3 separate regions of the Mus musculus genome follow, and all the other regions are linked to region 2. The links are chromatin loops, found by intact Hi-C in ENCODE. Cell type or tissue: left cerebral cortex. All regions are shown on one strand. Each heading gives the region's core, and the rest is flanking DNA. Links, peaks and the distances in the headings are about the cores only.

Evidence for each region. Peaks named below come from ENCODE experiments on the same cell type or tissue, not always from the same donor. Only the 100,000 strongest peaks of a DNase experiment are listed, where the experiment ranks them.
Region 1: it touches region 2 in a loop (2.6-fold over the local background); 2 of 42 quality-filtered maps call a loop at or near these places.
Region 3: it touches region 2 in a loop (3-fold over the local background); 2 of 42 quality-filtered maps call a loop at or near these places.

What each region holds. Positions count from the first base shown.
Region 1 is chr10:89,915,554-89,926,194 of GRCm38, reverse strand. The region is part of intron 1 of Anks1b (ankyrin repeat and sterile alpha motif domain containing 1B); the gene reads right to left. Among named protein-coding and RNA genes, the nearest start is that of Anks1b, 47 kb to the right of the region's middle. In left cerebral cortex, for the core only: no CTCF peak of the experiment used is centred there; DNase peaks (open chromatin) are centred at 3,059 and 4,025.
Region 2 is chr10:89,988,971-89,999,611 of GRCm38, reverse strand. All of the region lies in intron 1 of Anks1b (ankyrin repeat and sterile alpha motif domain containing 1B), which reads right to left. Among named protein-coding and RNA genes, the nearest start is that of Anks1b, 120 kb to the right of the region's middle. In left cerebral cortex, for the core only: no CTCF peak of the experiment used is centred there; DNase peaks (open chromatin) are centred at 2,214, 3,390, 3,772 and 5,257; H3K27ac peaks cover 3,691 bases.
Region 3 is chr10:89,867,129-89,877,769 of GRCm38, reverse strand. It overlaps Anks1b (ankyrin repeat and sterile alpha motif domain containing 1B), which reads right to left and starts at 4,261. Exons shown (of 27, transcript NM_001359241.1): 1 at 3,965-4,261. The coding sequence starts at 4,098. In left cerebral cortex, for the core only: a CTCF peak has its summit at 5,123; DNase peaks (open chromatin) are centred at 3,570, 4,353, 5,074 and 9,393; H3K4me3 peaks cover 3,573 bases; H3K27ac peaks cover 1,881 bases.

The DNA.
Region 1 (10,641 bases), core at 847-8,846, 73 kb after region 2:
AACAAAAATAAAAGACAAAACAAGAAAGTAACACATCTATACACTGCCAAAGACCAGGCTCAGCTCGGAGAGGGGTCCCTGAGAAAGGGGTAATGAAAGACCTCTGTGGGGATACCCCACCTGAGTCACGAGATAGCGTGTACCCAAAGAATCACGAGAGCCCATCTTGATGCAAACACACGAGGTAGTTTAATGACAGAAGTCCAAGCCAACACATATCTCACGCAGAAGACATAGGTGCCAACCATGAGGCTCAGAAGCTAGGGGTTTATATAGGAAAAGAATGGGGGTAGGGGAAGAATTGGTGCAGTTACACACAAGTGAGTAGTTTAAACATCAGCAAACTGTACGTGTAGATCAAGGTAACAGCAGAGCATCTGGTTAACATTTAACCCAGGTCAGAAGGGTGGGAGATAGGAAGGCACAGGGCCAGTCCGGACATTCTTGTATGTCTTCCCTATCTTTATGGCTAGTTGGTTCCTAGGATGACTTTACAGCCTTTGTTCTTTGTCTTAGGCCCAAAAGCCTTCCTAACTTGCAAGCCGCATGAGTCATGGACCTTGAATTTTAATTTTCTTTCAGTATCTCGAAAATGCAAAAGAACTGGAAGTCAATCCTGGGTACAAGCTGACAGCCTTTTGTTCTGCTGGAGACAACTCTCCAGAGATCTCCAGACAGTTCACCAAAATAGCTCAGCTCTCTCAGACCAAAGCCCAGTCTTTTATTTATATACCAATTCAATCATCCACCAAGGTTCCCTTTTGATTACCCCATGAATCAACATTTTATGACCTTAGCACCTTGAATCTTAGAAAAGACAGCAAATACACTTTGTTTTGACATAGCTTGAATACAAAGATCTGCCTGCCTTTGTAAGCACAGACAATAAGCTAGCTGGGTGGAATCTTGCCCTGCAACCACCACTCCTCAAATCTCTTTATCTCCTTAATATGTTTCTGACAAGCTGGCTTATAGTGCAGCTACCTCTGTTCTTTCAGGTCTGTGAAGCCCCTCATATAATTAATATTACATTCTTATATTTTGCATAGTTGAGAAATCCTGTCTATATATTTTTGAACTCGGGTTTTCAGCATTCTTTCCCACAGCCTTAAGGACAATCCTAAAGGTCACAGTGTTTATCATTTTGCTAAGGACAGAAATGCACTCTTGCCTCCTGGACTCATGCTGCTTCTAATTAGCATGGAGTCTCTAATCTTGGCAGGGAGAACATTCTTAGATAACCTCGGTGGGGGTGGGAGGGTAGTATTTCCCAAAATGTAAAGTAAATTATGTACATTATTACACAAAGAAACGTTATGCCTTAGCAACCATCAACACTTGGGGAGGTCCATGCCCTGCTGAGAGAACTGTGTCATGTTGACCCCTCTGCAGTAGCCATGCAGGACTTGACTTATGCTTCAAAATAAGCCTAGTTAAAAAAAAAAAAGACATGGAGGTTTCTACCCTCTCAGGAGCCTATATTTAGATAACTCTTACTTATGACTCATTGTAATTTCACTAATTAAAAAGAAGGATAATCAACAGACTTATAATTGGGTGATTAAACAATGTAGCAGGAAGTACATCAAGTAACAAAACTTGTAATAAAAATCTCAGGTTCTGACATCATGCTTACATACTAATGAGAAAGGTTAAGTTCTCAATTATTTCACTTTTACAAAGCTTTATGAAATGTTAGGGCTTCCGTAATTTCTAACAGCATCATGAGAAATATGTATGTATATTCAAGTTCAATTCAAAGAACCAATTGTCTCAAATTCTTATACAAGCAAAAAAAAAAAAAAATCCCTTATCCTTCTATCATGTTCCCAATCCTATCTCCATTAAGACAATCCACACAGTAACTAGTAAGCCACAAAAATGTCAGAGGGAGTACTATAAAATACAAAAATAATACACTGACTGTATCATATGACATTTAGAATTATTTGTCCATAAAATTCTCACCCAGTAACCTCGTGTTATAATCATAAGTCACTGACATTTTGTGTTATAGAACATCCACCTAAACTATAAAATGTTCAGGGGTTTTTAAGAGCCTGTTAAGGGAAGCATTTCAATCAAAGTGTCTGCCAAAATAAAATTAGGATTAATACAAGTAGCAATTAATAAAAGTTGACAAATAGATATGCTAACATGGAAGGGAGAACGCTCAGGTGGTCTCAGCCTTAAAGAATTACATCACACCAATCAGTTGTCTAACACCAAGTGGTCAGCCCTAAAAACATGCATACAAGTAACATACAGACTGAGAAAATGGTATTTATTTATCTATTTATTCATTCATTCATTCATTCATTCATTCATTCAGAAAAACATGCACAAAGAAATAAATACATAGACATATACATCACCACCACTACCAACAGCAACAACACAGAAAAGAGATCATGAATTTGAAGTGGGGGTTACATGTGAGGGTTTGGAGGGAAGAAAGAAAGTCACAAGCTATATTATAATCTCAGAAACTAAAGTAAATCTTTTTGAAAAGGTTTGCAAAGATCTGAAATTGAGTCTTAAATACTTTAGTGCATCAGGAGATTAACACAGTAAGGAAAGAAAACATGGATGTGTTTCATAACCAACGAAAAGAGAGGACAAGCACTATTAGATTTTTATACAAAAGAGGAAGGTATTATGCATCTATGTATAAACAACACACATACATAAGTTCTCTCTCTCTCTTTCTCTCTCTCTCTCACACACACACACACTCAAGCTCACACACATATAGAGACTCTCCACCGATGAATGTAAATTGGAAAGAATGCTTGCCTCAGGTTCAGGGAACTAGAGAACTAGTTATGATGGTTACTCTTAATTATCATCTTAATGGAATTTAGAATTAAGTAAAAAATACAACCTTTTGATGTGTTTGTGAGAGAGTTTCTAGAATAAGTTGCAGACAAGTGCAAAAATATACCTTAGTGAAGACTGCACCATTCTGTGGCTTGTGTTCCTGTACTGAGTGAAAGGAGAGAGCAAGCCAAGCGCCCAAATTTATCACTCTATACTTCCTGCCTATGGATATACAATGTGACTAGCTGCCATGAGCCATCATCACCACCATAACCTTCCCACCATGATGGACTGTGAGCCAAAATAAACCCATCCTTCCTTAAGTTGCTTTTTTTAGGTGTTTGATCACAGCAGTGTGGAAAGTAACCGAATCGCTGGTAAATTAGGCTAAGAACACTCATGTCTTTCATTGTATACTATTTGCCACTTTTGGAAGGTTTGATGTATACACATCCCATTAAAATATGTAATAAAAAAAGGAAAAGATAAATAGCACCAAACATGTATGAAAATAACTCAAAGAAGTTACATAAAGCAAAATACAAAATATACTGAATATTTAAAGGATAAGGTATATGTAGGAATATGGAAAGTCTTGATACATAGTTGGTTTGTGGAATGGGCCTTAAATAATGACAAAGTAGAACCAGACACATAAAAGAAATCATTCCACAATATAGTATGCCTCAGCAAAAGACTCAAAGTTGAGACAAGACCCGGGCATCTTTAGGAAAGCACATGTACAGTGGTCATTCTTCTCAAAGTGCTTAACAACTCATTGTACAGTTGAGAGCTTCAACAATACAAATTTATCATCTCAAGATTTCTCGTGAAGAGTCTGGGGTTGGTCAGCCCTATTTTTTCTTGGGGTCTTACCAGGCGTATCAATATCTTCCAGAAAGCATGTGTCCCTCTTTCTTCCAGAACTATTGCAAATTCATATCCTTGCAATGGTATGAATTTAGCATGAATTCAGGGTAAACCCATTACAATACTGACACCCCCCACAATTTGCTGGTTGTTGACCAGGAGCTACACTTATCTCCTAGATGCCATTTGTAACTCTTGACAAGTGGACCCTGAGACAGGGCCCCCTCCTTCTATCCTGAGAATTCTTTCTGCTTTAAAAGAAAGACCCGGGTCTATCCAGATAAAGGCACTTGCTTGGTGATCTAATCACAGACATAATGACTCAGCATATTCGCAAGTCATGCCCACGCTGAAGGGGTGAGGATTCACACAGGATGTGCACTCCAAGGGGAGAGACTCTTGGGAGTTATAATAATCCTGACTAGCATGGATGGTAATAAAAGATGAAAACAAAAATTCTCCAAAGCTATGTCAAAATTCGATTTATTTTTCATCTTATGTGCCCAAAGATGATGCCACCTGTACAGTGTATATGCATAATTAACAGTTTCACCTGAAGACCTTCCCACATTTCGAAACTGCCTATTCTTTGACTATGGTCACCATTATCATCAAATGCCTGGTTCACTCTGTCAGCGCATACCTCAAGCTCACTGCTTTCATTCACTATGAACCTTTCCCACCTATGCTATCTCTTAGCTTTCTTATCTATGAATGCTAAATTAGTAGTGAATTTGTGAAGACTCCACCACATCTATGGTGGTTTGAATAAAAAAAAAAAAGCCCTCATACGCTTATAAGGAGTAGAACTGTTAGGAGGAATAACTTTCTTGGAGTTGGTGGGGACTTTGTGGAAGAAGAACATCACTGAGAATTCTCAGCTCCTTCTCCAATGCCATGTCAGCATGCATGCCACCATGCTTCCTGAGTTAGCAATAGTAAATTATAAGCCAGCCCCAAATAAATGTTTTCCTTTATAAGAGTTGCCTTGGTCACGGTCTCTTCACAGCCATAAAATCCTAAGATGCCATCCAACAAATGAGCAGTTTGGAACTTTATGTCTTTCTACTGGTCTTCATTTTTCAGGCCTTGAGTTAATTCACTCTTTTTTTTAAGCATTTTTAAGTATTCTATGCTTACGTAGCCCTCATCTTTAACTAGCCAAGATGAAAGGATAGTAAACAGCTTAGCTTTGGTTTAATTAAAATGTCATTCCTATCACCATATGGAAGAAAAGTACACACATAATTAATATTCCTTCGATGCAAATATAATGATTTAAGAGCACAAGTCTGAAGGATTAGAAATACCTGCTCCTCCTTTTGTCTGACAATTTACATTTTACTCATAGACAAAATTAAAAGACCTTGCTTATTTTGTCTACTGACTAGGGAAACAAATGTTATCCTGAAATTCAAAGAAATACATTACTGTGAAAAGCAAATCAATATACAAAGCTGTTAGTCTCTCAGGACACTGTGGTAGAGAAGGTTGCAGAACTTCAGGCAGCTGTTATATTGCTATACTGACTTAACAGTACCTGTGTTCTCCAGCTTTAAACAGAACAGTAGTATGGCTTCTTCTTAGAAAAGGGAAGTAGGTGGTCCTTGAGTTAAAGTGAGTATGGTGGTTGAATACGAATGGCCCCCATGGGCTCATATATTTGAATGCTTAGTCATTGGGGAATGGCACTAAAAAGGATTAGGAGGTGTGGCCTTGGAGGAAGTGTATCACTGGGTTGGGCAAAAGCCCAGTGTATATCTGTCTCTCTGTCTCTCTCTCCTCCCCTCCCCTCCCCTCCCCTCCCCTCCCCTCCCCTCCCCTCCCCTTCTCTCTCTCTCTCTCTCTCTCTCCAGATCAAAATGTAGCTCTCAGCTGCTGTTCCAGCACCTGCCTGCATGCTCTCTGCCATGATGACAATGGACAAAACCTCTGAAACTATAAGTAAGCACATAATTATGTGCTTTCGTTCATAAGAGATACCTTGGTTATGGTATCTTTTCCCAACAATAGAACAATGACTAAGACAATAGATCATACAGCAATACGCCCAACAGCATAAATTGAAAACGTCCTAAGTTAAAAAATATACTTAAAATGTCTAACCTAATAAACACAATATTTAGCCTACTGCTCCTTTATGTATGACTGCTTTGCATAATACTTGCATGTAAGTGTAGTAGGTATGTGCCTGGTTCCCACAGAGGCCATAAGGAGGTATCAGATCCCCCTAAAATTGGAGTTACAGATGGGTGGTTATGGGTGCTGGGTAACCAACCTATGTCCTCTGAAAAAGCTGCAAATGCTCTTAACCACTAAACCAGCTCTCCAGCCCTTAGTCTACTTCTTAAAAATGGGTAGTACATTTATATAAACTTGGATAAAATTATCTTATACTAACATTATATTATAACAAAGTGTGAAATATCACATGTAATTTACTAAAACTTTACCCAAAACATAAAACAGCCTTGTACCAGTATACCTTCATACCATTATAAAGTTAAAAGTTTGTAAGTCACACCATTATAAGTCAGAAACTGTCTGTATGGCTTAATGGTAGTGATGATTTAAAAAGCAGACATTGTTAGCAAAATTATAATTTTAACAGTTTTCAACTGATAAATGATGGCTTTCAATTTGCAATGGTCAGAGTGTCCATCTCTTATAAGAGTTTCGATGTTCTTTGATAGCAGCTTTGTACCACAGTAGTTAAGTCTTCAGATACCACTTGAATTCCCTATGAAGTGTGAATCAAGTGTTGTATAGATTAGCTGACATTGATGGAGAACAGAAGGCAGGAAATAAATCAGACATAACTCTGTCCTCAAGGTGTCTATAAGTGAAAAAGAAAGTCCTGGGGACATAATTAATCCAACGTTCCTTTCCCTTCCCTTCAAAGGCAGACTCTTAGCATAATCCCCATTACAACTTCTAGTGTCCACACCCTTCTGTGATCTGGTGCCCTTGAATGTAGGCAGGACCTGCGCCTTGTTTCTCATGAAAAGAACATAGCAGTGTGGCATGATATACATGCTGTATGTCATGGGTCTGAGGTGATATTACATACATTTATTGGAGTTGTTGGAGAATCTCCTCTACTGGCTTGGAGGAACCAACAGCCATGGTAAAGGAGTGTCATGTGTTCAGGAACTGCAGGGGCTTTCTAATTACCAAAGTTAGGCCCCACACAAGAAAGTGAAAGTCTCAGTCCTACAATTATAAGAAACTAAATTTTGCCCAAAAGCAAAGTGGGTTTGCAAGCATCTCCTAACCCAGGGAAGCTTTAGCTGACAAATCCATGCAAGCAGCCTGAGTGAAGCTTTGAGGGGCAATGGTAGAGAGAGTTCAAACGGGCTATGCTAGAATTTTGGCCCACAAAAATGTAGTAACATGAGAACAGATGCGTACTGCTAAGTCACTAAGCTTAAAGTACTATTGTGAGATGGTTAGCTTTAATTGTAAACTTGATACAAACTAGAAACACCAGGAAGAGAGTTTAATGAGAGATTCTCTACATTGAGCTGCCCAATGAGCATGTCTGTGAAGGACTGCATAACTGATGTAAGGAAGACAGTCCACCATGGGCAGCACCATTCTCTAGGCAGGGAGTCCTGGCCTGTGTAAGAGTGAAGAAATAAAGCTAAGCAGATGCAAGTAAAGAGGTAAGCACGTATATTCTCTCTCCCTCTCCCTCTCTCTCTCCCTCTCCCTCTCTCTCTCCCTCTCTCCCTCTCTCCCTCTCTCCCTCTCTCCCTCTCTTGCCTGTTTATGGGATATAACCAGTTGTTTGAAGGTCCTGCCTTAATTTCCCCACAGTAATGAACAAGAACCTTGAATTATAAGCTGAAACAAACCCTAAGTTATTTTTTCTCATTTTTTTTTATTATAGCCACAGAAAAGATACTAGGACATACTGCTACAGAGTAAGAGATCATGAATACACTTTCCTAATACTCCCCAAGCTGCTATCAAATCATGGCCATGCTAACAAATTCAAATATCCTAAGCATCATATCATCAAAGGTGATATGTCACTCTCGTCTACACACTGGGGAAATCCAGAATTGATCAGACACACACAAGCTTTGGTAAGACTGAGGAGCCCGTCTGCAGACGATCTTGCCTTAAATGGGAAGCACGGATGCCTAGTTAACAGATCAAAAACTAAAGATCAGCATAACTCTCACCTTTTACAATCTCAGAAAGCAAAGGACATGGATTGCCTGGCTAAAGGCTCAGACTGAGTGGCAGGGGACAGAAGACATGGCAAGTAAAACGTGAAAGGTCAGGAGCATCACAAAGGTTGATGGAGTAGACAAGCTGAAGGCGAAGGGAAAAGCGCCATTCTTACTTGTCCAAAGATAGTAAAAGTACAAAAACTACAGGGAAAATACAACCCTTTTGTTTCCTATTTTAAAAACTCATCTTCTCAACTAAGAATTAGCCTGTATGAGGAAGAACAACCCCACTCGTCACCTAAAGGCTCCTACCGTCATCTCTCCAGAAGTCCCATCTCCACAGACTCATTAAAGCACAAATATTTTCACAAATGGAATGGAAATGACGTTTGATACATTTTTATTAGGCTCATAAATATAGGTAGGTTTTTTATAATTTAACAAAGGAAAGAAAAAATAACTCAGTTTTCAATATACTTATTTATGGTTAACTTTTGAAACTGTAAGATAGTAATCTGTTATAAAAAAAAAAACAAGAGTAAAATCTATGTCTAGAATAATTCGGTTTTCTCCTTTGTTAAAGGAAATTTACAACATCATTTCATTTTGCTTTTCTATAGAAGGAGAGTAAAATCAATAACGTATTTCCAAATAGGCAGCTTTTAACCTGTTTGGGGACAGGCTAAAATTACCTTTGACTGCACACTTAAGGGAGAGTTGTTTTAATTTCTTTTAATTATATAGAATGTTAGGCTTTTTGCAAATCATTACCTGTTGAGATGTACTTTCCTTGACAATTTGGGAAGATAAAACATTCATGGTTAACTGAGAAAATTACTCCCAAAACATTACTAAGTGCATAAGCACATTTCCAAAACCACAGGAAATAAAATCAAAACAAATGCCAAGAATATGCATTTGCTTAAAGCTTGAGCACATGCATAGAGACAAATGTGCAAAGCAGAGCTTGCCAGCACCCCCACAGCGCCTCCAGGTATGTCTCTCTGAATGCCCCATTTGTGAACATCTAGGTCAGCCCTATGGCTGACAAAACAATGCCCTAAATAGGGCATGAAAATAAATGAAATGTACTTTAATGTAAGACAATATATCTTTCAGAGCAGGGCAGCACCACATAAAACAGTGTTTCTAAACCAGCACATAGGAACTGGAAACAAAGAGTATAAGAGGTATTTATAGGGATTTTTTAAAATAAGCAAGTATATAAAATAACTAAACAGAGTAAATGAAGGGTAATCTACAGATCTCTTCTGCTTCAGTCAGGGGCAAGACTCACGTATTCATATTTTACCTGCTGTTTGCAGCTACAAGTACTGTCTACTGAGTCAGGCTCATAAACACAAATAACAGTACAAAGCAAGATCAAGTGACACTAAGAATACACCTTTGGAAAGACTAATCCACAACAGAGGTTGTTACATCAAACTGGCTGGGAGAAAGACACTGACATGCACAAAATCATCCTTCCGAATAGCTCAGATTCTACTACTAACAATCTAATTACCTTGTAAGAGAAAGCACCTCCTCAGACAATAGCACAAAGCAAGGAACAAGAAGAACAGGAGATCTACAGTCGTAGTTCTCAACCTGTGAGTCCAAATCACTTTGTGGGTCCAAAGACTCTTTCACAAAGGTATCCTGCATATCATATATTACATTATTATTCGTAACATTAGCAAAATTATAGTTGAGAAGCAAGAAAATACGTTTGTGGTTGGGGGTCGCCAGAACATGAGGAACTGTATTAAAAGGTCACGGCATTAGGAAGCTTGAGAGCCACTGGGCTAGAGTGTGGTACAAAAAAAACAAAGAGAAGAGAACTTCAGCTGTGATGAGGAAAGGCATCATAGAAGAGAAGTGTGTGAGTTAGACTTTATGCGACTGTGTGGAAAAGTGACGAGTGTCATAGGTTTTGTTTCAAACAAAAGGAAAAAAAAAAAAGCACACACTTTCAAAATGACCATGAAAGAACCGTGTGTGCTAGACTTCAAATCCTGAGATGTCTAAGACTAACTACTTTTTCAAGGATCTCCCCGGTAGTAGCAAATATCTGATATGTTGTCAATGCTCAAAAGAAATATTAAAGGCAGTAAATAAAATGAATGGCTCAATTGGCATAGCAAAGAAAAAAGATGTAAGCATCAAGATTCACAGAGACCATGAAAATCAAAATTGAGACCTTTTACTTTACTTGATTGTAACAGAGGTATCTGACTTGGGGGAAGAGTAAAATATAACTGGGTATATATTTAGGGAGAATATCTAAAAGCAAAATATATAGCTAATTGTAGTAGGAGACAATGAAGATAATCAGAACATTACAAGAGGCTAGATCAAATATAACATGGGACTGCAAAATAAAAATAAATAAAATAAAAAATGAGACTAGAAAGAAAAAAGATATTCTCATAGAGATTACACAGATCAAATCAATAGGACAATCAGTCATCCATTCAGCAAACAGCTTTTAAGTATGCACTACTGATCTACCAAACACTGCTAGGAGATGCAAACGGGGAAAAAATAAATAGAGCATAGCCCTTTAACTCAAAGAACTGACAGTCTCAGGGTTGTGTCTCTGGGAAACCATTAAAGATGCAATCAGTCAAGACAGCAAGATGCCAGACCTCACCAAGTCCTGAGTCCAAGACACCAGAAGTGCAGAGCAACAACCAAAGAAGAGTAAGATGGGGAAGATGGTGGGTAGAAAACAGGGTATGGAGAACTTTAAAAAAATAACCCTATTAAA
Region 2 (10,641 bases), core at 1,354-9,353:
TGTAAAATACTAAAAATATTTTTGTTTTGAAAAATAGGCACAGGAGCATGGATTTGATCCTCTATTACTGCTCATCAAATTAAAGTAGACGTTGGGCTAACTCTATGAATTCATGTTAGGATGATTCCCAGTGCGTGCATGCGCTCACCTGTGCGCATGCACAAACATACATAGACACACATAGACACACACACACACACACACACACACACACACACAGCGTGAGGCCCTGAGTTCAGCACCAGAATAAATTCATTAGCTAACTAAAGTAGACAATATATGATGGGGTATACCATGAAATAAAAGAATTGCACATTGTCATGTTAATATACTAAAAATGTATTTATAAATTCATTGTAATTCCAATCAAAATAGCAACCTGTTTTTCTGATAATTGAAAAATGAGTCTAAAATAAATAGGGGGGGGAACCAAGACAGTTTAATGAACTGAGAATGCTAGAAGCTAAGTGTAGTACTTAGGGTATTGGTGCACAGGTAAGCATATATACCAAGGGAAGAAAGAGACACACCGCTATTTTTAAATTTCACTGGAAAACAGAAGAGAAATGAGCTTCTCATTAACAGCTCTTAATATCAATAAGAGAAAGAAAGAATATATGCATCCTCAAATATACACATACATCACAGAGCATAAATGTTCATTGTTAATAAAAAATAGATATAACATAACCAATAATTAACTATTTAGAAGTTATCATACAGGGAATATGATATATAGAAAATATTTCAAATTCGACACGAAAATCAATAATCATGAGGGGAAAGATGAACTTAAACGAATAAAAATTAGTAACTGCACTACTCAGGAAAGACACATTCAGAAAGTAAAAGGACTAATCAAGGGTTGGGAAGAAATATATAGCTGTTAAAATGTCTAAAATTTAGGGCTCCCAATACCAAGTGATATATTCTCTCTTCCCTTTCTCTCTCTCTCTCTCTCTCTCTCTCTCTCTCTCTCTCTCTCTCTGTTTCTCTTTTTTGTTGTTTGTTTGTTTGTTTGTTTGTTCATTTGTTTGTTTTTTGAGACGGAGTTTTACTGTCCTGGAGCTAGAACTGTAGATGAGGTGAGTCTTGAATGCACAGAGATTGGCCTACCTTTGCCTCCTGAGGACTGGGATTAATGAGTGTGCCACTCTCACCCAGATCTGAACGATATTTTCAATACAGACCACTATATCAGTAGGAACAGAAATTTTGTATAATCACTCTGGGGAAAGAGCTAAACAAATATATATGTGTGTGTGTGTGTGTGTGTGTGTGTGTGTGTGTGTGTGTGTGTGTAATATAATATATCACTATAGCTTTACTAGGTATACCTTCAACAGACATGTATACAGATATATATAGAGCGAGAGTCAATCATTTATTATCCCGACTTTTCATTAATGGCCATCATACAGAGGTAACTATTTCTAATCTACCCCAGGAATCCTTGAATTCAACTTTTAAGAGCTGAATATGTTGATTTTGTATCTGAAAAGATCCTAAGTGGTGATATTATGCAAAGGACTGAAGAGAGTTCTCTTTCATAACTAATCTATCCACCCACATCATTTCTGCCCGAAGATTCATGTCCTACCTGGGGTTCTACTTAGTATTTCCAAATTCAGATACTTAAAGATAATCATTATTTTATCCTGAGTTTTCTCCAGTAAGACATAACTGTCTCCTTCAACTATCTACAGATTTTATTTTATATCAGCACATACATTCAAATTGCATGTCTGCTACTCTGATAATTAATGTCATGAGTCAGGTTGACTAGGGTAGAGGTTCTCAACCTGTGGGTCACAACCCCTTGGGGAATCAAACAACCTATTCACAGGAGGTGCATATCAGGTATCCTGCATATCAGATATTTACATTATGATTCATACCAGAAGCAGCAAAATTATAGCCATAAAATAGCAACGAAACCATTTTATGGCTGAGGGTTACCACAACAATTGTATATTAAAGGGTCACAGCATTCGGAAGGGCAAGAACCACTAGACTATACAGCACTGTGCTCAGACATCTGGTTAAAAACTCCAGATGTTTCTGTGATGGGACTTTCATGATGAAATTGTCATGTCAGGCAGCAGACTTCCATGAAACAGTACCTCCTCCAGTGTGGCTAAGCCTGCTCTAGGCACCTGAAGTTCTTGGTAGACTGTTGCCCTAAAAAGAAGCAAGAGTGTCGCCACAGTATACCTTCATAGAGTTCTGCTCTGAGCTCTGTCTCCTTTCATGTTTTACAGATTTTATTTTTTTTGCTTGCCAAGTCTCTATAATAGTGTGAGCTAAATTCTTAAAATATACCATCCTTTCTCCTCCACCCCACTTTCCACCCTCTCAGTTATGTATCTTCAGTGAACTTTGAACAATAGTTAAGTTCTAAGAATCCATTATATATACCTGTTTATCTCCTGGTCTAAAACTACTTAGGTATGTCCATATAACTTTTGAAACTCTTCCTAAACCACATACAATCTAACCAGAAAATATAACTTGAAAACTGTATTTTTCACCTAATTCTAAGATCATATAATCTTTTAATGCAGCCAAAACTTGAAAAAAATCCCCATTACCACTGTTTTCACATTAACATTGTTCAAGCTTCAATGCCTAACAAACAAATTACCATACCACATCTCACCAACTTAATACTTCTATAATTGTTTTGATGGACATATACAATATACCTAATATTTTCACAACTGAATTATTTTTATTTACATTTTTTACACAATAGATTTTGATGTTTTCTCCTAATCCCTCCCAGATCCTCTCCATCTCTACCCAACAACATATCTCTCTGTCTCTCTCTCCCTCCCTCCCTCCCTCCCTCCATCCCTCCCTCTTCCACCCATTTCCTACTAAATTTTGTTTAAAATTTAGTTTCTTACCAAGTCTTGTCAAAATCTTTTAAAAGCCTTCTGATTCAGTATATATAAGAACTTTCTGTTTCATATTAATAAAATATTAGTTTTATCACAGATAAGATGCATAGTTGAGATTAAGAGAAATAGCTAATAACATCAACTATATAGGAAGCCTTATTTCAAATGGTCTGTAACTCAAGTGATATAAATATAATTCTGCGAGCATTCTCAGGCATTGGGGGGGGGGGGAAGGACACACTGCTCCAGACGCTCTTAATCTCAAGAGCTGGTTCTAAACATGGGAGTTTTATAACAGGATAAACTGCTTATTCTTCAAACCAGTTTCCAATTTCCCTTTGAGTAAAATGGGGACGATAAAACTAACATCACAGGATTGATGTGAAGATTAAAATACATGCAAAACACTTGTCACACTGCCTAGTACACAGCATAGCTGATGTGACTTTGAAGCAGGCCGTAAGAGCTCAGCCGGAGTTAGATCTATTCCTGACCTGTCCTGTTCTCCTAAGTCAGTCTATAAAGCTAACGCCCAGGGTAAAGGTAGAGGGAAGAGATGGAGGGTGATGTCAGTGAATAGCTAACAGTTGCTATATGAAGCTGCTACATAAGTGTCTGGTTAAAGGCTGGAGGGGTTTTTGTGAAGACAGCAAGTAGCTTAGATATATACTTTCATTCAGTCTCTTAGCAAACTGCAGCTTTTGGTCAAAAGGGAACAAACACAGTGATGTTTGAGATTTGGCTAAACATTTAAATTGCATTTCAAACGGTTGGATTTGGCAAAATCTAATATAATTTTTGCCAAGTCCTTAACTTTTTCACTTGCATGTATTCAAAGGAAAGCCAGCTTGTAGATTTGAATCATTCAGATTAGAAACTCATTAAAATGTATAGAGTGCTTTATCCAGGCACAAAAACTCGGCCCCAAATCATTACAGTTTAACACTGGGGAGATAAAAACAAAATGCCTTCCTTACATAAACCACTGCTCTCTACTCTAAGTTGCTGAGGCTCAGAAGAAAAGATTAACTCAGAAAGGCCTCATGAAAGAGAAAAATTTTGAAGAGGTAATTAAAGTGAAATAGCCCTGAGTACACAGGAAATGGAAAGTCCTCCAAGAATACAGGGAGTTGACATTACATAACAGCTGACAAGGACTATATGCAAAGTCCCAGACACTTGATTTTGAGTTAAATGTATTTTTCCAAAATGTCTGGAACAACTGGATTTTTCTGGGATAGCCAGAGACTAATCCCCAGGGGATATTTATTCAACACTGTATGTCCACACTGGCCAGGCTCTCTAACAAATACTGAGAAACAAGGCTAAGACAGGCATGACTTGCCCCCTGGAAGCTTATCATCTATAGGGAAAACATTTTAGAGAAGGGAGACTGAAGACACATCAGATGAGGTGGCACACATCTGCAATCCTAGCACTTGGGGAGTACAGGGTAGAATAGTCAGAAACTCAAGGTCAACCTAGGTGACATGAGACACAGTCTCAAAAAAAAATAAAACCAAAGCCACCAGATATCGCAAACTGTATCAAAGCTGAAATTGATCAAATATTAAAAGGAGTGTTCTCATAGTTTTTCAGGGAGTACCAGAATGACGCTGGTGTGCCACCGTGGCCCGTTATGTGTGCGCTAGAAATCCGACCTGGGATTTTGTACATGCGTGTAGCTCAGCCCACTGAGCTGCATTGTCAGACTAGAAAAAAAACTTTTGTTGTTGTTGTTGTTGTTGTTGTTTGTTTTGTTTTGTTTTTTGAGACAGGGTTTCTCTGTGTAGCCCTGACTGTCCTGCAACTCACTCTGTAGACCAGGCTGGCCTTGAACTCAGAAATCCACCTGCCTCTGCCTCCCAAGTGCTGGGGTTAAAGGTGTGCACCACCACTGCCCAGCTAGAAAACATCTTATTATCATAGGTTTTTAAGTTATAAGGTGAGGATGATTAATAAAATGGAATCCTGGAATCATTTAAAGAAAGATTTTTAATTCTTACTGCCCTTAAGGTTAATTACACCCAGTGTTATCAAGAGAAATCTAACAGGTCTGATCAGAGCAAGGGGCCAGGACTTGGTACAACTTTCCCAGCTTATACTCCATTATTCTTTTAGTCAATGTTTATGGAATACCTACTACAATTACACATCACTAAATGCTATCAAGGACATAAGAAACCAAACAACAAAATAAAGCCCGCCACTTCCCACTCCAGTCCTAGGATAAGCCTGAAAACACTCACCCAAAACAAGCCGTGTTACACAAGATGGCACAGAGTTTACAGCTCTGTGAGTGGAGAGCCTAATTCTGCTGAGGAAGATCACAGACTCGCCAGGTCTGGTAAATCCCACACAATGAGGGTGACTTGCCAAGACTACAAAAGGAAGAAGAGCTTCACCAGAAGAAAGAAAGTATACACAGAACTCTGTACGTTCAGAAATCTTAAGTATGAAGAGTAAGTTTACCCTGTTTCGGAGACTTCTTTCTCTTATCCTTCTTCAAAGCTATGATATGCATAGGCAAATGGTGTTAGAAACCTAAAACCCAAAAGCCCTAAAGCAGTCCCTATGCAGCTCCCGTTATTATCAAAGGTTCTCTCTTTTAACATTATGCTCCTCCAGTGGCTCCTTCAGACATCCTTACAGTCACATGTGTGAAGCTCTACTAGAGCCTGACAAATACAGAGGTGAATGCTTGCAGCCAGCCATTGGACTGAGCACAAGGTCTCCAATGGAGGAGCTAGAGAAAGGAACCAAAGAGCTGAAGGAGTTTGCAGCCCCATAGGAGGAACAGCAATTTGAACCAACCAGAACCCCCAGAGCTCCCAGGGTTTAAACCACCAACCAAAGAGTACACATGGAGGGACCCATGGCTTCAGCCACATACACAGCAGAGGATGGCCTTGTCGGATGTCAGTGGGAGAAGAGGCCGTTGGTCCTGTGAAGGCTCGATGTGCCAGTGTAGGTGAATGTCAGGTCAGGGAAGTGGAAGTGGATGGGTTGGTGAGCAGGAAAAGGGGGGGTGGGATAGGGAGTTTTCAGAAGGGAAACCAGGAAAGGGGATAACATCTGAAATGTAAATAAAGAAAATACCTAATAAAATAAAATAAAGTCGTGTGTGTGTGTGTGTGTGTGTGTGTGTGTGCGCGCGCGCGCGCGTGTGCATGTGCATGAGTGTGTGTGCTGTTGTAATAAAGTCCTATGCATCAGGAAGTTATTTCCTATATCCCATTTCATCCTCCTCACCCTAGTTTCCCAGTTGGCTTAAGACAGTGTGGGGCTTTCTACATAACTGATATGACTAAATATATAGTACTTACTAAAGTTGTGTGTGTGTGTGTGTGTTCTTTCTGTTAAACCTTTGCATGTTGATTTGCTTATATTTTATCCTTTTTTAAATCCCTGGTTAACTCTGTCACCAATGTTCCAAAGTTTTAAAGATACTTTTTAAAAATTGTTCTTTGGGCCAATGAAATGGCTTGGAGGTAAAGGTGCCAGCTCTGAAGGTCTAAGTGCAATCTCTGGGGACCCACATGGGGGAACCTACTCATCAAACCTTCCTTTTGGAGGAGAGAGACAGACAGACAGACAGACAGACAGAGAATATATCACACACAGAGACACACACATACAAAAACACACATACACAAACACACAGAGGCATACACACAGAGACTAGCATACACAGACACACACACACAGAGACTCACACTCACACATACACACAGACACATACATAGACTCACACACACATGCACACACAAACACAGAAACACACACACATATACAGACTCACACATAGATATACACATGTAAATGAATAATACCTAGTATTATTATAACCAAATTTAACTACCTTACGGTCTTCCTGTAGCAATATCCCCTGGAAGTCTGCTCCTGTTCTCAGGGGCACTGGCCTTTTAGGCTCTTCCTTGTGCCTCTCATCCATAAGACAGCCCATCTTTTCTAGATACTGTGCCTTCCTGTCTCTTGTTTCATACCTCCACTTTGGTAGACACTACCCCTGCTACTTTCCCAAGAAAGGTGTGTTAGAGATAATATTTTAAAATTTTACATATCTATGTCAATCACGCCTTACTGTATTTTGACAATATAAAAAAAAGTTTCAAGGTTGAAAATGACTCTTTCAGAACTATTCAGTCACTAGCCTATTATCTTCTACTCTAAAAAATCTGGCATTGCTCTTATTCTACATTTTATACATGAATCTGTAGTGTGTGTGTGTGTACACTTTGTAAGTATGAGTTAAAACTGTATTTATTTGACTATTTAGAAAGCCAGCATACTGTAACTCAGCCAAACAGGACGTTCTGAAACATGAAACCCAGTGGTCCTTGGTTGCTAATGTCGAGTTCCCCAGTTCAGCTTAGCAGAGCTGAGAATTCTGTTAGGAGCAGGTGTGGCGGCAGTCCTAAAGGCGCCAGGGACTGTAGCTAAGTCGTATGACTTGCACCTGACTTCCTCATATAAGCCACAAACATCTTGAGTGCTGCGCAGGTGTACCAGGATACAGGTGAATCCAGTTTGATGGAGATATGCCCCTGCTGCCCTGATTAGCTGAAGCTGCGTGCCTGGTGAGGTGGCGTGGCCTGCTGTGCGTGGATGGGAACTGAGAGTATAAAAGGAGTGAGAGGCCCAGGGTTCGGGGGAGATATATAAACAAGGGGGAGATATAAAAACAAGGGAGATATAAAAACAGGGGAGATATAAAAACAGGGGAGATAAAAACAGGGGAGATATAAACAGGAGAGATATAAAAACAAGGGAGATATATAAACAAGGGGGAGATATAAAAACAAGGGAGATATAAACAGGGGAGATATAAACAAGGGAGATATAAACAGGGGAGATATAAACAGGGGAGATATAAACAGGGGAGATATAAACAAGGGAGATATAAACAAGGGAGATATATGGAGAAAGAAGAAACAGGACTGAATAAATGTGTGCAGAAGGATCCTGTAGCAGCGTCGTTCTTGCTGGCGAGTTGGGCGCGCGCAACAAGTGGTGCCGAAACCCGGGACAAGAGACACCTTCAGGCACGAGCGAAGACCCCCTGCTACAGGGAGGATTCAGAACTGCATAACGGGGAAGAAGGGGTTAATAAAGGTTCCCGTGAAACAGACTGTTGAGAAGGATCTGGTGTGGATTCAGAACTCTTCAGCTGGGGAACAGTACTGATGAAGAGAAAGAAGAAAGATGAAGACTGAATAAACTGCTGTTAGAAGGACTGGTGGTCGCATCGTTCTTGCTGGTCGAGAGCGGGCGCGACAATTGGTGGCCCGTACGGGGAACCGACTCCCCCACCGAGTTCAGAACTTTCAGCAGTCAGTGGTTGCTGGCAGGGTAAGTTCATGGTGAGTGAAACTTGGGACCCCAGGAGTTTGGGAAGGACCTTGGATAAAATAGAGGTAAGCATTAAGTTGCCAGGAAGCAGGCACAAGGTAACAAAAGGTTCATGGTTTTGGGACAAGTTAAGGTTCCCGGTTTGGGGACAAGTTAAGGAACTATGATAACCTCAGTGTAGTGATCAATAGATCCTCGCTGTGTAGTTATGCTTTTTTTCTCCCATTGACCCTTTGTGGGTAGGTCTGATAGTTTTGGTCTTGTTTGTTCTGATATATGGACTCTGTTACTGTTTGAATCAAGAGGCAGTCAAGACAGGTCAGAAAATCCTTATAGAGCAACAAGAAAGTATGTCGGAAGAGAAGGGCTTAAAAAGAAAAAGGAAAAAGAAAGGAGACACAGTGTTATCAGGTGGACAGAAAGGACAAAATAAAAGAGCTGAGGTGGAGGAGGAAGGCGAATTAGCTTTTGTGCCGCCTCCCTATGCCTCCTCAGCATCCACCTGTAGGTGGACCTTCTGTCCGGAGATTTGGAGAGGATCAACCAGATTCAGTGTTGACGTGGGCGAGAGGGTCTGTTTGTGTGTTTCCACAGGACCAGACGGAACCTCTTTGGGTGCCGGAGAGATTGGTGAGACGCTGCAAGAATGAGGCTCCTGATCCAGTTGCCCCTGTGGATGTGGTGGATGATCCCACAAGCACAAAGGATGGAGCCGAGATGAGAGATCCTTTCGGTATTCCAGAAGCCGATACCAGCTCGACATGACGTTTAAATTTTTCCATGCCTTTTTGATCCCTGAATTCCCCTTAAAGAGATAGCCCCTCTGGCTATCTATCCCTTGCTTCAGAGAAGATGAGCGGGGATGAGAGCCCTGGGATGTATGCTTGTTATAGTGTGTGTGTGTGTTGTGTGTTTGGCACAAGTGTTAGGTGCAGAGTGTGTGGCCCGCACTTTCGCCATGGTAGCGTAGGCTTTTGCTGCAGTGGAGGCGGGACAATCTCCTCAGATTCGGTTTGCCGCTCTAAAAGAAATTATGCTGCGTTATGCCGTGGGGTGCGAGGCTAAGCACTGCACAGAGGATAGCTTGCTGTTGGCATCCTGTGGAAGGCACGTCTGATTACATGAAGGTTCAGTGTCCTAGTTCCCTTCCCCCAGGAAAAACGACACGGGAGCTGGCCAAGACCTCTCTGGGTGATGAGCCTAAGGGATGGTTTTGTGTAGGGCCCCTATGCTTGCACACTGGGGATCAGACCTCTACCTTCACCCATGAGGCTTGCTTGCAGCAATTAAGATCTGGCCATAGGTTAATTAACATCCTGGCCTTTTGATGCACCTGCCGCAAGCAAAACACAATCTCCCCAGGAGTGGCTTGGCATGATTGAGAGGTAGTCAGTGATAAGACTCCCTGGGCATGTCACCAACCTAAGACAGGGATCAAACCAATGCTGTTTGTCACCCAAGGACGGGTAAGGGGCATGGCTGCGGGGGGCTATCTACAGACATTCTCTCTGCCAGAAAAGAAAAAAGGGGGAGATGTTAGGAGCAGGTGTGGCGGCAGTCCTAAAGGCGCCAGGGACTGTAGCTAAGTCGTATGACTTGCACCTGACTTCCTCATATAAGCCACAAACATCTTGAGTGCTGCGCAGGTGTACCAGGATACAGGTGAATCCAGTTTGATGGAGATATGCCCCTGCTGCCCTGATTAGCTGAAGCTGCGTGCCTGGTGAGGTGGCGTGGCCTGCTGTGCGTGGATGGGAACTGAGAGTATAAAAGGAGTGAGAGGCCCAGGGTTCGGGGGAGATATATAAACAAGGGGGAGATATAAAAACAAGGGAGATATAAAAACAGGGGAGATATAAAAACAGGGGAGATAAAAACAGGGGAGATATAAACAGGAGAGATATAAAAACAAGGGAGATATATAAACAAGGGGGAGATATAAAAACAAGGGAGATATAAACAGGGGAGATATAAACAAGGGAGATATAAACAGGGGAGATATAAACAGGGGAGATATAAACAGGGGAGATATAAACAAGGGAGATATAAACAAGGGAGATATATGGAGAAAGAAGAAACAGGACTGAATAAATGTGTGCAGAAGGATCCTGTAGCAGCGTCGTTCTTGCTGGCGAGTTGGGCGCGCGCAACAGAATTCCATAATTTCTGCTACAAAATGGCTAGTGTGTCTGTGACATCTTGTTAGCATTCCAGACAAACAGAACTAGAAAGGAGAGGCTCATAAGGGATCTAGCTCTACTGGAAAACAAAGTTTCTCCTCGCGAGTAATTCCTTCAGCGGTGCCTGCTCACATTTTATAGAGCAGCGCTCTGCCACAGACCATGGAAAGTTGTTTACCTTCCAA
Region 3 (10,641 bases), core at 1,684-9,683, 120 kb after region 2:
GTCAATATTCTTCATTTATTACTTTTTATGTCATTTAATCCTCACAAAAACCATAGGAATAGAATTCTACTTCTACCTCACAATAGTTCACAGTGAGTATGGCTTTTGGAAGTAATTGAAGGGCATTCTTATGCCCACTAGAAACTGTAATGACACACAGGACACACAGGCAAACCTCCTCGTGACATAGCCACAGCTGGTGTCATACATCACAAGTGAACAGAAAGTACCGTCTGCAAAACTTTCATCAAATCAGGTCTCAAGCAAGCAGGCAAGGAATATTTTTTTTTTCTTGGAAAAATGACTTTAAGTGTAATTATTATTTACAACTAAGAAAACATTCAGACTGTACTGCCTGATTTGACCATACACCTTAAACTTTGAAGACAAAATATATTCTTGACTATGACTAAAGATTCAGTAAAGCAAATTTTAATCTCTGGATTTCAAATCCTTGGCATTACTAATTAAGTGACCTTGGACGCTCTAGTCTTTCATCTGTGAAATGAGTGTTGGCCTCCGGATGAGACATGCAAGCATCTACCCCAGAGTCTGACGCCATTAGTATACTACACATGTAATGAAGCAAGTAGAAGAGACTGACTAACCTACTCCACAGTTCACTCCAAAATATTACAATTATTTCCAAGTGCCACTATGTTTGCTGGAGAAGAGCACACCTCCCTTCCATTACCCTGTAAGTTTCTGATGGCAAGCATTAACAAAATAAGGTGATAACCACATAAAATGTGTCTACTTAGAAATATTTTATTCAATTTTATTCAATTTCCTAAACACATGAAACTCAAGAAAAATGAAGACTGAAGTGTGGACACTATGCCCCTCCTTAGAAGTGGGAACAAAACACCCTTGGAAGGAGTTACAGATACAAAGTTTGGAGCTGAGATGAAAGGATGGACCATGTAGAGACTGCCATATCCAGGGATCCACCCCATAATCAGCATCCAAACGCTGACACCATTGCATACACTAGCAAGATTTTATCGAAAGGACCCAGATGTAGCTGTCTCTTGTGAGACTATGCTGGGGCCTAGCAAACACAGAAGTGGATGCTCACAGTCACCTAATGGATGGATCACAGGGCTCCCAATGGAGGAGCTAGAGAAAGTACCCAAGGAGCTAAAGGGATCTGCAACCCTATAGGTGGAACAACATTATGAACTAACCAGTACCCCAGAGCTCTTGACTCTAGCTGCATATGTATCAAAAGATGGCCTAGTCGGCCATCACTGGAAAGAGAGGCCCATTGGACACGCAAAATTTATATGCCCCAGTACAGGGGAACGCCAGGGCCAAAAAGGGGGAGTGGGTGGGTAGGGGAGTGGGGGTGGGTGGGTATGGGGGACTTTTGGTATAGCATTGGAAATGTAAATGAACTAAATACCTAATAAAAAATTTAAAAAAAAAAGAAATATTTTATTCAAAAGATCACCTGAACACCATTCCAGTAACTATTTTCTTCCAAGACATGTTATAGTGGTTAAGTCAGTGTGAGATAAGTAAATGCAAGCCTGAAAGGTACTGGTGATCTCTGTGATTTTTGCAGCAGTTGACTCAAACTGCCCTCGTGAATACATCGTTTTCCATGTAGGCTCCTGTAGAACTACCAGGGCCATTCAACACAGCCAGTAATAAAGAAACTCATTGCAGAAGAACACTGTGGCCCATGCTTTCATGGCTTAAATATTTACTAACATTAAATACTTGATGTCTTTTTTCTTCTTCTTCTTCTTTTGGTTTTTTGAGACAGGATTTCTCTGTATAGCCCCGACTGGCCTTGAACTCAGATCCGCCTGCCTCTGCCTCCCAAGTGCTGGGATTAAAGGCATGTGCCACCTTAACCCTAAAACTTGTCAACTACTTCTGTTTCAAAGATAAAACAACTGAGAAAGGCCTATCCAAAAAAAATATCATTTGTCTCAATTCGTGTCAGTGATATTAACTAAACCTCTCATTGCTAATGAATTCTCTATTTTCCAAAATGATTAATTTTTAATCTTTGAGGAACTTGTTTTAGCATACATCCATTATCATTTTTATAATCATTGATTCTGTTGCAAATACAACTAGTTCACTTCTAACTAAAAATTGTAACTAAACTTTTCTATAATCTACAGGTAAATACCAAAACTGATGTCTAAAATACATATATTATCTAGTTGTGTTTGAAAATGGAAGACAGCACGCGGAAGAGTTATGTTTTCTAAGACCCACTGGGGGCAGAGCTTCTATACATAACCACTGTTCTGCAATGAAATATTATTCCAATAGTGTCACTGTCACCAAGTATATGTAATAGTACATGGCTCTTTAAATCTTGCCCTTTTTCAGGTATGTTCATTTCACTGTAATATAACCTTTTTCTTCCCCCCTAGAGGCAGTATTATAATTAATTGCACCATCTGATCACAACCTATGAGAACCTGTGTCCATGCCACAATATTTTCATGCATAAGTTTGTATCAAACACATAAGGACATCAGCACAAAAGGTCAGAGCAGCCGTTCTCAACCCCAGGGCTTGCAATCTCTTTGAGGGTCAAAAGACCCTTTCATAGGGATCACCTAAGACTACCAGGAAACACAGATATTTACCTTGCAATTCATAACAGTAGCAAAATGACAGTTATAAAGTAGCAACAAAAATAATTTTGTGGTTGGGAGTCACCACAACATGAGGAACTGTATTAAAGGGTCACAGCCTTGCACTAGTTGAGTGGATAAAGATGCTTGCTTGCTCTCAAACCTGAGAACTTGAGTACCACTTCCTGAATCTGCATGATAGAGGGAGAAAACAGGCTCTCACAAGTTGCCCTCTGCTTTCTGAATGGGGTAGATGGCATGCACAGCGTGCACACACACGCACACACACACACACACCAAGTAAGTGTAATTATTTTTATTTTTTATAAAAAGTAATACAAAATATTTTTAAGCAAGAAAACCACTCCAGCTTTTAATTTTTTTTACAAGTATCATTAAGTTGCCATTAAGAGATGTTTTAAGATAGAGTTATGTATGATGATAGATGCCTCCAAAAATACACAAGACACACTGAACAATCACGACTTGAGAACTAAAGAGCTTTCCTTGAATTTCATTGAGTGCTCTTCAGGCTTCCTGCCTCCTAAGAGATTTCATTTGTTCAATTCAACTTTTAATAGTTTCTCAAACATGCAGACAAACCCTGCTCTCTCTAGCTCTCTCTAGTATGGTGAATAAAGACTTTGACTTTTTTTAATGTCACCTTAGAAAGAACCTTTGAGAACTAATATTCGTCTCACCTGCAACATGTTAACATTAAAAGGCCTCTGCTGTATTTATTCCACACACGCTTTCCCAAGCCGGATGTTTCCCTCAGCTGTGTCTGGGAAACTGAAAGTAAACTAAAGCTGCCCAACCTGCCTCATCAAGTTTTACACACTCCTGATTGACATCTCAGAAGGTTCCCTGGCTTTGTTTTTGTGGGATCGTTACCCACTGCTGATGCTTTCTGCCCAAGAAGGAAGCAGCAATCCAGGGAGTCGGTGGCTTTCGCAGGATAACTGCAAGCATCCAACAAGCTTCTCATTTAAATAGCCAAATAGTAGGGGGTGGGCTTTCACAGCTGCAAACACAAACAGTACCAGGCATGCCGATTTCCTTCTAGCAACACCAGTACATGTACAAGTTCTGCACCACGGTTTAGAGAAAAGTAGCTGATTGACGCATTGATGGAAAAGCTATTTTAAAATTACTCCAAGAGTCTAAAGCATCGGTCTAACTGGGAGGCTCTTGCCTCCTCTTCACACACACGGTCTGTTTTCCTGTCTAATTTAAGAATGAATCGCTGACACCTCCAGGTGCAATATACCCTGAGGAGAGAACGTACCCATCACAATGCTAACGAGGGGTGTGCATACCACCACCACCACCCCGAGCCCGCAGTGAGTGCCAGTTCTTACCTTAGCAGATTAGACAGGGGCAGAGGTCCGGATCCACCACCCAGGATCCCTCCTTTCCTGCCAGATAGGAGTTTCTCCACCAGAGCCACATTGCCAGTACGAGCAGCTTCCAGCAGCTCCTGGTCCTTCCCCATAGTCTCTCACCGAGTCCGCTACAGAGTCCTTTCCCTGCTCCAGGTCCACTCCCCAAAAGCCAGGGCCCTCCCCGCCCCACCCTATAAGGATGCCCGGGCTTATTCCCTGCAGCCCCGCGCAGGGAGCAGCACGCCGTCCTCCTTCTCTCCGCGCAGCTTCTACAATGGGGAGCAGCCTGTGTTTGGGCAGAGGGGCTGGCCAAGCGGCGACGCGCCCCCACAGCCACTCCCCTGCATTCCCGAGGCCTCCTTCCCGCGGGTGGGGTGCGAGCGGGTGGGGACCGGGCCCGGGCGCTGCCGAGGAACGGAAGGAGGATGCTGAGCTCAGAGAACGCCGAGCCCTGAGCAGGATGCTCCGGCGCTGACAGGAGGATGCTGAGCAGCGGGGAGGATGCTCCGGCACTGAGGAGCTCAAGGAGCGCTCTGAGGCTGATGAGGAGGGAGCGAGTCGAGCGCGTCCTCCCCAGAGCTAGAGGGTATCGAACCACGGCAGCGGAGGCCCGTGCGTACAAACGCCCAGCCTGGATCCACCTGGGTTCCGCGCCCGGCGGGCTCGGGGCTTACACGGGGACGACGGCCGCGGCCCGCGGCTGGGGTGGCTGCGGCCCGCGCCGAGGCTGGGCTGTGCGGACGAGCCGCGGCGGGTGCGTGCGGAGGGCGGCGGCGGCGGCGGCGGCTCGGAGGCTCGGCGCGCGGGGGGCGTGTGCGCGCGGCAGGTGCGGCCCGGGGCCGACCGTGGGGCGGGCGGGGGGTTGGGGGGGGGGTGCAGTTCTGTGCCAGTGGGCGGGGTCCTCCTTGCTCCCTCCTCCGTGCTCCCTCCGCTCTCCTCCCTCCTTCCCCGCTCTTTGCTCCCTCTCCCTCCTCTCTCTTCTCCCCCCACCCCCCACCCCGCTTCTGCTCCCTTCTCCCGTCTCTGAAGAGGTTTAACTGTGTGAGTACTGGAGATCACCCCGCTAGCTGCTGAGGCGCCTTCTCTGCCTGAAGCCCAGAGTCAGTAACCAGACTTGGGGAAAATCTTCCACTAGGAGGTGATGGAGAACGAGGTGCTGAGAAGAGGCGCTTTTGCTGCAGTTTCTGTCCCAGTCCGGGGGACTTGAAGGATATTTCATCCTCTTGCTTTACCTCTCTGGTGAGAGTCTGAGATGTCCGTCCTTGGAAGAAGCTGAAGAGGTTTGGTTTATCCTAGTTTCTGAACCACTGAATGCCTTGTGACTTTTGCAGGTTTTTTAGGGTCTTTAATCAGCCTGAATTTTACTCGGGCTTTGGAGAGCTGCTGACTTGTGCAAATACCAGAAAAAGGGTTCTCATTGGAAATTCTTCCACATCCACCCTAGGAAAAATATAAATGGGCATGGATGAGAGAGCTGCTTTGATTTGCATATATCATCAGCAGTTCATTGTGTATGACTGCCTTGATTTTGTTGGATGTTTTCCTTGCTCGTGGCAGAGAACGCATGCTTATTTTCTTTTGAAACTTCCTGTGACAGCTTGTGGTCAGTTGATAGGAAAAGATGTGATTGTCATTTTGCTTACAACAACCCAACGAACTGGATATTATTACTGTATATTACTTTAGAACTAAAGGAGAGGTCCAGAAAGGGACAAGATGCCACACAGTCGTTGGCTGACAAACTGGACCTGGGAGCTAGTAAGATGCCTCAGCAGGTAAATGTGCTAAGCCAGAAGACCTGAGTTCAGTCTCCCCAGCCCTCATAGTAAAAAGGAGAAAAATAGGGGCTGGTGAGATGGCTCAGTGGGCAAGAGCACCCGACTGCTCTTCCGAAGGTACAGAGTTCAAATCCCAGCAACCACATGGAGGTTCACAACCATCTGACTCCCTCTGGAGTGTCTGAAGACAGCTACAGTGTACTTACATATAAATAAATAAAAATCTTTTTTAAAAAAAAAGGAGAAAAATAGCTCCCACAAGTTGTCCTCTGGTCTCCATACACACACACACACACACACACACACACACACACACACACACCTGTGTGCTTCCATTAAATAAATAGATAGATAGATAGATAGATAGTCTGAGAGATAGTATTTCCTGAGAAGAGTATTTCCTGCTCTTGCAGAGAATCAGTTCTGTTCCTAGCACCCATATCGAGTGGCTGACAACTTTGTGTAACTCCACCTGTAGAGAACCCAGATCGTCTGGCCTCCACAGGCCTGACAATTATGTGTGCATACCCACATACACACACAGAATTAGAAATATATCTTTAAAATAAATGGAAAAAGTTAACAGCTGGATCCTAGAACTGACTTAATTCAGATCCCAACCTGAGACCCCATTGAATAGCAAATTACACAGAAATTAATTCTTACAAACATTTGATGAGCAGTTACCACATGCCAGAAGCCATATGTACTAAATGCTTTCTACACTTTTTGTTTCAGTACTCAACAAAATTTCTGTAGACTATGAGACTATCATGTGTGCATTTCACTTTTCTGTGGAGTCAGAGGTACCTCTTTTATCCTTAGTGCGCATACGAGGAAACTGATGAGCTCAAAGTCACATCATTGGAAACTATGATAAGACAGATCCAGGACTCCCTGCCACTTAGGCCAAAACTTTAGGTAAACAACAGGGAAACTCAAAAGACATTCAGATAGATAGATAGATAGATAGATAGATAGATAGATAGATGGATGGATGGATGGATAGATAGATAGATAGATAGATAGATAGATAGATAGATAGATAGATAGATAGAGTAAATTAGAGTGTTTTTCTGTAGCTCAGTTTTCTAAAATTTTATTTCAGTGGCTCAGAGCATCAGGTAAATTTGTAGCTTCTCCTTGCAGGATCCCCAGAGGGTATAGAGTTTGACTGTCTGACATTTTGTTTTTCCTTTTCATTTTAAAATCTATTTTAATGAGAAGATGATATATGCCCCCTGACATAACAGGCCTAGCTAAACCGTTCGTGAAACAAGAAATGAGTAGTCATGAATTCATTATGCACAAGAAAATCCCTTTCTTCCTTACTACTGTTTGTCTCCTGAACAAAACAAACTTTTCCCAGAATACCCTGTAAGTACTCAGATGACCAAAGCTGAAATATCAACCAATATCGAATCATAGATCAGTTCCAGGCACTCTGCTGACATATGATATTCAAATGCAATTTTTCTACTCTACACTTTTTATTTTAGATAATTTCTAACTTCCTATTGAAGAGGAAAAGGGCTTCCACTAAATGAGAATAAGCTGGCAAATTAAAAGAGAAAACATTATTCGAAAAATCCAAAGAGGCTAGATAACTAGAATGTTTTGTAAGTGTCCAGATTTCATCAAACATTTTTGCATCTGTGAGTGGTAGAAAGAAGCATTAAATCTTGGAAGCCAACTAGTCAATCTGGATCTAACTTTGTTACATAAAAGTTTGGAATTCATCTCTACTGGGCTTCCCCGTCCTAACAATGTATTCTTGTGATGAAATACAGAGATTCTTATTTTATTCTGATTTTAGGGCTAGGAAGTAGATATAATTGCTTTTAAAAAGTAATGTAGACCTTACTTCTTTTAAATTCCTTATTTTAAATTATGGTGTACACAAATGAAATTATAAATAATTTTAAGCAAGCTAAGAAGTGTGTGTGCAGAAGTGGATGCTCATAGTCAGCTATTGGATGGATCACAGGGCCCCCAATGGAGGAGCTAGAGAAAGTACTCAAGGAGCTAAAGGGATCTGCAACCCTATAGGTGGAACAACAATATGAACTAACCAGTACCCTGGAGCTCTTGTCTCTAGCTGCATATGTAGCAGAAGATGGCCTAGTCGGCCATCACTGCAAAGAGAGGCCCATTGGACTTGCAAACTTTATATGCCCCAGTACAGGGGAACGCCAGGGCCAAGAAGTGGGAGTGGGTGGGTAGGGGAGTGGGGGGGAGGGTATGGGGGACTTTTGGGATAGCATTGGAAATGTAAATGAGGAAAATACCTAATAAAAAATATTTAAAAAAAAAGAAGTGTGTGTGTGTGTGTGTGTGCGTGTGTGTGTTTAATGACACTCTTGTTGGGTCACTAAATGGAGCTGAAAATAAAAATGGGAAGAAAAACAAAGACAAAGTAGGTAGATATGTATTTATAAAATATAAGTAAGTAAAACCTTTGAAAACATAAAGACAATGAAGGATCTCAAATCTAGATACCTTAGAGTGATATCCCTTAGTCTGTTGGTCTGTTTGCAGTGAGGGAAAGAGAATGTCTTAAAATGTGGAGTTACTAAGTAAGGCTCAGGTTCTCGGCCTTCCTGATGCTGTGACCCTCTAAGACAGTTCCTTGTGTTTCTGATGTCCGCCAACCATGAAATTCTTTTCCTTGCTACTTCATTACTGTGATTTTGCTACTGTTATGAACCTTAATGTGAATACCTGTGTTTTCCAATGTCAACCCACTGAGGTGTAGCAGCCCCATAGGGTGAGAACCACTGAACTAAGGTATGGCGATTTAAATTGAGAAATGCCCCCAGAGGCTCCTGAACCACTTGGTCTGCACATAGTGACACTATTTGGGAAAGTTATTGAGCCTTTAGGAGGCAGAGCCTTGCTGGAGGAAGTATGTCACTGGAGGCTTTGATGTTTTATAGCCTGGCGTCACTTCCTTTTCTTTCTCTCTGCTTCCTGTTGGTGGCTGACATGTGATCTCTTTCCTTCCTGGCTTTGAGACCAGTGTCCCCCGCTCATGCTGCCATGCCCTGTCTGCCCATAGACTGACTGTGTCTCTTCTGGAACTTTAAGCTCAAATAAACCCCTTTCTTCCCTAACTTGCTTTCTGTTATAGTACTTTACCACTGAAACAGAAAGGTAAGTAAGATATAAACAAAGCTAAGATAACACTGTAACTTGGATGAAGCAGGAAAATGCTCCCTTTGCCATTTCAGGCCTATCTCTGGGGCTGATGCTCTATGGAGCAGATGTAAACAAATAATAAATCCAGAATATAATTGGTTAAATATAATGCTAGAACCCTGAGTAAGAGACCAGGGTTTTTATTCCTGGGTTACATTTAATTTCTTTCCATTTCCCCTGTCCCTCACTATCTTGGGGAGGGGTGACCAAAGACAAGCACAGTGCAATATGTACAGTATTTATAAAAATTTACAGTCCATGAGCATTGAAGACCATGAGCTGATAATCACTCAGTCCCTTCCAAAGGAGTATGTCACGTGCATATCATCTTTATTGCTGTCTCAGATAAGTTCTAACACTATACAAAGTACAAGAATCTCTACTAAAGTTACACCAGTAATGAGTCACCCACCCTAGTGATAGGTCTGCCAAGGGAGAAGGGGGCGTTCCCTTGCTTCATCCAAGTTACAATGTTATCCTAGCTTCCTTTGTGTATTAAGTTACTTTTCTGTTTCGGTGATAAATACTACGGTCAGAGAGTAAGGTAGGGAAGAAAGGTTCATTTTAGCTTAGAGTTCCAGAAAACTTACCTCCCTAGAAATGTGGATCTTAGGACCTGCCTCTGGGAAAAAGCTAATTATGACACATATTCAAGGCCAATTCTGCCATATTAAAATCTGAAGAGACTACATATCCAGAATTTTTTAAGTGTCCAGATTTCATGGAATAGTTTTCCATCTGTGAGTGATAGACAGAACCATTAAATCTAGGGGACCAACTAGATGATATGTTTCTCTGTTAGGTGAGAATTTAGAATTTATTTTTTCCCAACCCAAACAATAAATTCTTTGGTCAAACATATAGTTGTTTTTTCTTTTTTAAATTTCATCCTGATTACAGGACTAGGAGCCTCTCTCTCCCAAAGAGAGCCAGAACGGCCAGACGGTGGTGGCGCACACCTTTAATCCCAGCCCTTGGGAGGCAGAGGCAGGTGGATTTCTGAGTTCGAGGCCAGCCTGGTCTACAAAGTGAGTTCCAGGACAGCCAGGGCTATACAGAGAAGCCCTGTCTCGAAAAACCAAAAGAGAGAGAGAGAGAGAGAGAGAGAGAGAGAGAGAGAGAGAGAGAGAGAGAGAGAGAGAGAGAGAGAGACGCACGACAAACAAAATGAGAAATAGGAGGTTGGACGCCAAAGAAAATCCACTAACCTGCTTAGTGACCCATGAGGCAGAAGAGGCGAGAGAAAAAGAAAAGCAGAGTTAAGGCAGAAGCAAATCAGCTCAACTCAGTGGTAAAGCATTCCTGAAGAAACTGAGTAGGAAAAACAAAACGTTCACTGCCTCACGGCTCCCTCTTAGAAACAGAAGTTTCCTGTCCTCCAGGGAGAGCCAGTGAGAAGGAATAGATACACCACCACCACCCCACACCACCACGCACCCCACCCCAGGAGTCTGCTCCTCACTTTCCATCACCCGTCCTCTACTAAAGTTACACCAGTAATGAGTCCCTCGCTCTAGTGATAGGTCTGCAAAGGGAGAAGGGGGCGTTCCCTTGCTACATCACCTATTAACTTCCTCCCTTCTCAGAGACAACCTGCCTCTGTGCTACTGTTACCTTGGAGAGCCCCACATAGACCCAAGGTGTGACCTCACACATGCTCACTGAAAATGTAGTGTA